Regions from separate parts of the Homo sapiens genome. Here region 1 is linked to region 2. Evidence: chromatin contacts called from ENCODE Hi-C or POLR2A ChIA-PET data. All regions are on one chromosome and are shown on one strand. Each heading gives the region's core, a stretch centred on a gene start or an enhancer-like site at or near the end of the contact. The rest is flanking DNA. Distances are from core to core; before and after follow the strand shown. Region 1 has its middle 21 kb from the start of ENO1-AS1. Region 2 holds the start of H6PD (hexose-6-phosphate dehydrogenase/glucose 1-dehydrogenase).

Region 1 (3,866 bases), core at 1,329-3,828, 330 kb before region 2:
CTTAGTCTTTCTAAGTCCCAACATTAACATTGCCCCAGGAAATCAGACCCTATCAGTACCCCTCAAAGCTCAAGTCCCTCAGCACAGAGCCATACAACTAATACCCCTACTTACAGGGTTAGGAATGGCCACTGTTACAGGAACCAGAATAGCCAGTTTATCTACTTCATTATCCTACTACCACACACTCTCAAAGGATTTCTCAGACAGTTTGCAAGAGATAACGAAATCTATCCTTACTCTACAATCCCAAATAGACTCTGTGGCAGCAGTGACTCTCCAAAACTGCCGAGGCCTAGACCGCCTCACTGCTGAGAAAGGAGGACTCTGCACCTTCTTAGGGGAAGAGTGTTGTTTTTACACTAACCAGTCAGGGATAGTATGAGATGCTGCCTGGCGTTTACAGGAAAAGGCTTCTGAAATCAGACAATGCCTTTCAAACTCTTATACCAATCTCTGGAGTTGGGCAACATGGCTTCTCCCCTTTCTAGGTCCCGTGGCAGCCATCTTGCTATTACTCGCCTTTGGGCAAGTAATTTTTAACCTCCTTGTCAAATTTGTTTCCTCTAGGATCGAGGCCATCAAGCTACAGATGGTCTTACAAATGGAACCCCAAATAAGCTCAACTAAAAACTTCTACCGAGGACCTCTGGACCGACCCGCTGGCCCTTTCACTGGCCTAAAGAGTTCCCCTCTGGAGGACACTACAACTGCAGGGCCCCTTCTTCACCCCTATCCAGCAAGAAGTACCTAGAGCAGTCATTGCCCAATTTCCAACAGCAATTGGGGTGTCTTGTTTAGAGGGGGGATTGAGAGGTGAAGCCGGCTGGGCTTCTGGGTTGGATGGGGACTTGGAGAACTTTTCTGTCTAACTAGAGGATTATAAACTCATCAATCAGCACTCTGTCTAGCTAAAGGATTGTAAATGCACCAATCAGCACTCTCTAAAAATGCACCAATCAGCGCTCTGTGTCTAGCTAAAGGATTGTAAATGCACCAATCAGCACTCTTGTCTAGCTAAAGGATTATAAATGCACCAATCAGCACTCTGTAAAAACGCACCAATTAGCACTCTGTGTCTAGTTAAAGGATTGTAAATGCACCAATCAGCACTCTGTAAAATGGACCAATCAGCAGGATGTGGGCGGGGCCAAATAAGGGAATAAAAGCTGGCCACCCAAGCCAGCAGTGGCAACCAGCTTGGGTCCCCTTCCATGCTGTGGAAGCTTTGTTCTTTCGCTCTTCACAATAAATCTTGCTGCTGCTCACTCTGGGTTTGCACTACCTTTATGAGTTGTAACACTCACGGCAAGGGTCTATGGCTTCATTCCTGAGGTCAGCGAGACCACGAACCCACTGGGAGGAACAAACAATTCTGGACGCGCCACGTTTAAGAGCTGTAACACTCACTGCGAAGGTCTGTGGCTTCACTCCTGAAGTCAGCGAGACCACGAACCCACCGGAAGGAAGAAACTCCGGACACATCTGAACATCTGAAGGAATAAACTCTGGACAAACCATCTTTAAGAGCTGTAACAATCACCGCAAGGGTCCACAGCTTCATTCTTGAAGTCAGCGAGACCAGGAACCCACCGGAAAGAATAAATTCCGGACACAACATTTCTTTTTTCTTTGAGACAGGGTCTCAGTGGCACAATCATAGCTCACTGCAGCCTCAACCTCCTGGGCTCAAGAGATCCTCCTGCCTCAGTCTCCTGAGTAGCTGGCACACCGCCATGCCCTGCCAATTTTTTTTGTAGAGACAGGGGTCTCACTGTGCTGCCTACACTGGTCTCGAGCTCCTGGTCTCAAGCAGTCCTCCCTCCTGGTCGTCCCAAAGTGCTGGGATTATAGGTGTGAGCCACCGTGCCTGGCCTCTTTTCTTCTTTTTTCCCTCCACATGTGTCTTATTTTTTTTATTTTTTTATTTTTTGAGACAAAGTCTTGCTCTTCTCCCCCAGGCTGGAATGCAGTGTTGCCATCTTGGCTCACTGCAACCTCTGTCTCCCGGATTCAAGCAATTCTCCTGCTTCGCCCCCTCAAGTAGCTGGGATTACAGGTGCCCACCACCACGCGTGGCTAATTTTTGTATTTTTAGTAGAAGCGGGGTTTCACCATGTTGGCCAGGCTGGTCTAGAACTCCTGACCTCAGGTGATCTACCCGTTTCGGCCTCCTGAAGTACTGGGATTAGAGGCATGAGCCACCGTGCCCGGCCGTCTTTTGCTTTATTTTTGAGACAGAGTCTCACTCTGCTGCCCAGGCTGGAGTGCAGTGGTGCTATCTCGGCTCACTGCAACCTCTGCCTCCCCGGTTCCAGTGATTTTTGTGCCTCAGCCTCCCGAGTAGCTGCTGTGATTACTACAGGTGCCCACCACCACGCCTGGCTAATTTTTGTATTTTTAGTAGAGATGGGGTTTCACCATGTTGCTCAGGTTTGTCTCAAACTCCTGGCCCCAGGTGATCTGCCTGCCTTGGCCTCCCAAAGTGCTGGGATTACAGGCATGAGCCACTGAGCCTGGCCTCTATATAAGCCCTAAGTTCTAACCGCTCCTCTGAGTTACTCATCACTGAATTTCCGTTGCAGGTGATTCATGAGTTTCCAGGAAAGGGGTGGGTGATTTCCAGAATGAGGGTTCCTCCCCTTTTTAGACTATATAGGTAAACTTCTGGGCCAGGCATGGTGGCTCATGCCTGTAATCTCAGCACTTTGGAAGGCCAAGGCTGGCAGATCACTTGAGGTCAGGAGTTCAAGGACAGCCTGGCAAGCATGGAGAAATCCTGTCTCTACTAAAAATACAAAAATTAGCTGGGCGTGATGATGTGCTCCTGTACTCCCAGTTACTCAGGCAGCTGAGGCAGGAGAAGCCGGAGGCAGAGGTTGTGGTGAGCCAAGATTGTGCCACTGCACTCCAGCCTGGGTGACAGAGCAAGACCCTGTCTCAATAAACTAAACTAAACTAAAATAAATAAATAAAGGAATAGACTACATAGGCTAACTTCTGGATGTGGCTGTGGCATTTGTAAACTGTCATGGCGCTGATGAGAGTGTCTTTTAGCATGCTAATGTATTATAATTAATGTATACTGAGTAGGGAGGACTACCAGAGGTCACTTTCATTGCCATCTTGGTTTTGGCTGGTTTGGGCTGAGTTCTTTTTTTTTTTTTGAGACAGAGTCTCACTCTGTCACCCAGGCTGGAGTGCAGTGGCACAGTCTCAGCTCACTGCAATCTCCACCTCCCAGGTTCAAGTAATTCTCCTGCCTCAGCCTCCTGAGTAGCTGGGATACAGGCACGTGCCACCACACCCAGCTAATTTTTGTATATTTAGTAGAGACGGGGTTTCACCATGTTGATCAGGCTGGTCTCGACCTCCTGACCTTGTGGTCTGCCTGCCTTGGCCTCCCAAAGTCCTGGGATTACAGGCATGAGCCACCGCACCTGTCCTGGGCTGACTTCTTGACCACATCCTATTTTATCAGCAGGGTCTTTATGACCTGTATCTCATGATATCAATCCTGCAGACCTCATCTATCTTTTTTTTTTTTTTTTTTTTTTGAGACAAAGTCTCACTTTGTCACCCAGGCTGGAGTGCAATGACACCATCTCAGCTCACTGCAACTTCTGCCTCCCAGGTTCAAGCAATTCTCCTGCCTTAGCCTCCCAAGTAGCTGGGATTACAGGTGTGCACCACCATGCCTGGCTAATTTTTATTTTATTTTATTTTATTTTATTTTATTTTATTTTATTTTATTTTATTTTATTTTATTTTTAAGACAGAGTTTTGCTCTTGTCGCCCGGGCTGAAGTGCAATGGCAGGATCTCAGCTGACTGCAACCTCTGCCTCCCGGGTTCAAGCAATTCTCC
Region 2 (3,833 bases), core at 289-2,788:
ATGTGGGTGCCTGACACACTCAGGGCCACAGAACATGGGAAGGGCTCTAGGCCAAGAGTCCCGGCATCATTCGAGTCTGCTCTGGCCCGCTCCTGCCCTAAGCCCTCCTGCTCACTTCCAGCTGTGGAGGTAGCCCAGAGAGTGCCTGGCTCCCTGGCTCCCCCCTCTGCCAGGCCCACTCAGTGTGACCTAAATCCTTGCCGAGGCTTGGCAGCCCTCTGCGGGCGCCCGGATGGCCTCTGGCCTTGGTGACGGTGAGGCCCAGCTCCCCTCAGTTCCCAGCCTTCCCGGAACCCCTTGCCTAACATCCTGTGTGGTAATCATGCCTGTTGGCCCCATTCAGTCCTGCCGGCCACTGCCAAGTTGCCACTGCTAGTTCCAGACGCTCCCACCTCTAATGGAACCATCGGGAAATAAAAAGCTGCAGCACAGTTTCTCTCTCAGGTCAGAATCTCCTCCCAGCACTTTGGGAGGCCAACGTGGGAGAATCACTTGGGCCCAGGAGTTCGAGACCAGCCTGGGCAACAAAGTGAGACCCCGTCTCTACAAAAAGTTGAAAAATTAGTCAGGAGTGGTGGCGAACATCTGTGATCCCAGTTACTTGGGAGGCTGAGGCGGGAGGATCACTTGAGCCTGGGAGGCGGAGGCTGCAGTGAGCTGTGATAGCGCCACTGCACTCCAGCATGGGTGACAGAGCGAGACCCTGTCTCAAAAAAAAAAAAAAAAAAAAAAAAGAAAAAAAGAAAAGAAAAGAAAGAAAAAAGAAAAAGTGGGGAGCAGGTTGGGGAGCATGGTGAGGGCCACCTACTGCCTGATAATGGTGGGGGACAGGAAGGGGACTGAGTGCTCTGAGAGGCAGCTGATCCCGTTTTCTCACTTAAATACCTCTCACCCTACAGAGAAGCCCTGATTCCATTTGCTGTCTTTCTTAGCAATGTCTTAGCAAAAGTCTTCTATTTGCCACACGGGTCCAAGCTTCCGCTTACTAAGCACCCAAGTGCCAGACAACCCCGGAGGCAGGTACTCCCATTGTCCCCACTGTACAGATGAAGAAACTGAACTCAGGGTCACACAAGTGATAAGGGGTGGCAGAGATCTGAAGCTGTGCGCGGAGGCGTGGCCAGCGTGTGCGCTCCGACTTCTAAATCCCTACTCTGGATATTGAAGACGGGAAAGACCGAGCCGCTCATTCTACAGATGGGGAAAAGCGAGGCCTGAGGAGTCCCAGAGCGGGTGCCAGATCGTAGGGAGCAGCCAGCACCCCGGGTCCCCTCCACGACACAACCACGTCCCTCGGCCACTTCTGGGTCCCGCGCGCGTCTCGGACGCGGCAGGACAGCTCTAGGACGCACGGCCACCAGGGGGCCGAAGGGAAGGGCGGGGGCGGAGGCTCGGAGCTGACCCACCGCCTCGCCCCGGAAGCTCCGAGGCCCCGCCCCGGCGGCCGCCAGCGGAGGGCGTGGCCTCGCCGGCGCCCCCGCCCCGCCCCCGCCCCCGCCGCGCGCGCCCCCGCCGCGCGCGCCCCCGGCCCGGGCCCCAGTCTTGCTGAGCGCAAGGCGGTGGAGGCCTGAGGCCTGAGGCCTGGGGCGGGGTGGCGGCCGGGCTGGCCTTGGCCTCGCGCCTTCCCCTGCGGCCGCCGCGGGCTCCGCGGGCGGTATCGGAGTGTCGTGCGGCGCGTGGCCGCGTGACACGCGCACTTGTCGGAGTGACGGGCCCTGCGGAAGAGGAGGTGCGGCCCAGGGCGCAGGGGAGCCCTCGGGAGCGGGCCCGGCCCTCAGCGCCGCCCCGGCCGTGTCCCGGAGGAGCGGCCTGCGCCGCCGCGCGAGAGGAAGTAAGCGCCCCCCGCCGGCCCCGCCGCCGCCCCGGCCCCGGCGCCTCCAACCCGCGCTGCCGCCGGGCCCGAGGCCGCGCCGAGCCCCGGAGCCTGCGCTGCCAGCCCCACGGAGCCTGGGGCTGGCGGCTTTGGAACTGCTCAGGAGGCGGCCAGGCTCCCTCCAGGGTCGCCCCGAGCGGCCGAGCTGTCCTTTCCCTGGGCTTCCCGGAACTGAGTTCCAGGAGAGGGGGAACTCCGAGATTTCCCCCGGGACCTGCTTAATCTTTGGCATTGATTGGCCCTCGGGTTTCACATAGCGTTTCCCGTACCCGGATCTAGTGAACGGTTTTCCAGGGGCAAACCTCTCTGGATCTCTGAAAATCAGCTCACCCAACCTTGAATGCTTAGCCAGAAGTGAGAACTTCTGGAAAGAAGTGTCCTTGCCCACTCCCCCTGCACCCACAACAGGCCCATGGCTCATGAAAGGCAGCAGATGAGGGAAAACTGGTGTCAAATGGGCATATTTTTTATTTTATCTTTTTACTTTTTTATATAAAAGTAAAAAATCTTTTACTTATAAAAGATGGGGTCTTGCTTGGTTGCCCAGGCTGGAGTACAGTGGCACAAACACGGTTCCCTGCAGCCTCCACCTCTTGGGCTCAGGCCATCGTCCTGCCTCAGCCTCCGGGGTAGCTGGGACCACAGGCGCACACCACCACGCCTGGCTAATTTTTAAACCTTTTGTAGAGACAGTGGTCTCACTATGTTGCCCTGGCTGGTCTCGAACTCCTGGGCTCAAGCGATCCTCCTGCTTAAGCCTTACGAAGTGTTGGGATTACAGGTGTGAAGCACCACGCCCAGACAGCGTATTTTAAATTATGCATCATATCCCTTTAATTTTTCATCATTATGATTGGAAGATCATGAAAAGCTGTCTGAGTTTTTCCTTGGCATTTTTCTGTGGTTGATGGTTAGTTGTTGCCCAAGCTGGAGTGCAATGGCGCGATCTCGGCCCACTGCAACCTTCTCCTCCTGGTTCAAGCGATTCTTCCACCTCAGCCTCCTGAGTGGCTGGGATTACAGGCGCGTGCCACCACACCCGGCTAATTTTATGTATTTTTTAGTAGAAACAGGGTTTCACTATGTTATCCAGGCTTGTCTTGAACTGCTGACCTCAGGTGATCCACCACCTCGGCCTCCCAAAGTGCTGGGATTACAGGCATGAACCACCGCGCCCAGCTGGTTAGTTGGTTTTAACAGCAGTTCAAGAAGCTAGCAAGAAGGACTTCATTCGTGAAGCTAATGGTTTAATGATAGAAACTAACATTTCTGGCCGGGCCCAGTGGCTCACGCCTGTAATCCCAACACTTTCGGAGGCCAGGGCGGGCAGGTCACTTGAAGAGTTCAAGACCAGCCTTGCCAACATGGTGAAACCCCGTCTCTACTAAAAATACAAAAATTTGCTGGGCATGGGGGCAGCGGATGCCTGTAATCCCAGCTGCTGGGGAGGCTAAGGCAGGAAAATCGCTTGAACCGCCCTGCCTCCGGTGACGGAGGTTGCAGTGAACCAAGATCGTGCCACTGCACTCCAGCCTGGGTGACAAAGCTAGACTTCTCCTTAAAAAAAAAAAAAAAAAAAAGCAGCTAGGATTTCTTGGGTGCTTACTGTATGCCAGGCATTGTGCTAAGTACCTTACATGCTTCCCATCGATTTGTTTTCCCATTCTGTGGTTGAGGTACAGAGAGGTTAAATAACTTGTCTGAGGGTACATAGTTACTGAGTGGCAGGGATTTGAATCCAGAATATTCTTATGTAACCAGTTCTCCAAAAACTAGCCCTTGAAGGTCTTCCACGTTTCAACAAAGCAACTGAGGCTTATACATGATGTCTTCATGATGTCAGAAGGAAGAACTGTGAAAGGCAAAGCGGACCCGGGAGGCAGAGGCTGGTTACCGCAGTTAGTGTTCGGAACAGCTTGACTTCATGGAGCAGAGAAACAGCCTGTCTGGTTTAAACCAC

What was found. A loop is a pair of places that touch in the nucleus more often than their neighbours do. ChIA-PET counts read pairs that join two places held with the same protein, here RNA polymerase II (POLR2A). Pooled maps may share reads with other maps.
Region 1: a pooled map of posterior vena cava shows a loop between it and region 2 (3-fold over the local background). The contact joins the enhancer-like site here to the promoter of H6PD in region 2. A Hi-C loop is called at or near these places in 6 of 50 pooled maps. POLR2A ChIA-PET finds 5 or more read pairs at or near these places in 3 of 52 experiments (MCF 10A, T-cell and activated CD8-positive, alpha-beta memory T cell).

Annotation. Positions count from the first base shown.
Region 1 is chr1:8,897,498-8,901,363 of GRCh38, forward strand. No RefSeq gene overlaps it. Among named protein-coding and RNA genes, the nearest start is that of ENO1-AS1, 21 kb to the left of the region's middle. Within about 2 kb of position 2,579, at least 9 of the 41 ENCODE cell types and tissues checked have a DNase peak (open chromatin) inside an H3K27ac peak, as active enhancers do.
Region 2 is chr1:9,233,236-9,237,068 of GRCh38, forward strand. H6PD (hexose-6-phosphate dehydrogenase/glucose 1-dehydrogenase) reads left to right here and starts at 1,539. Exons shown (of 5, transcript NM_004285.4): 1 at 1,539-1,831. RefSeq lists a silencer at 1,392-1,951.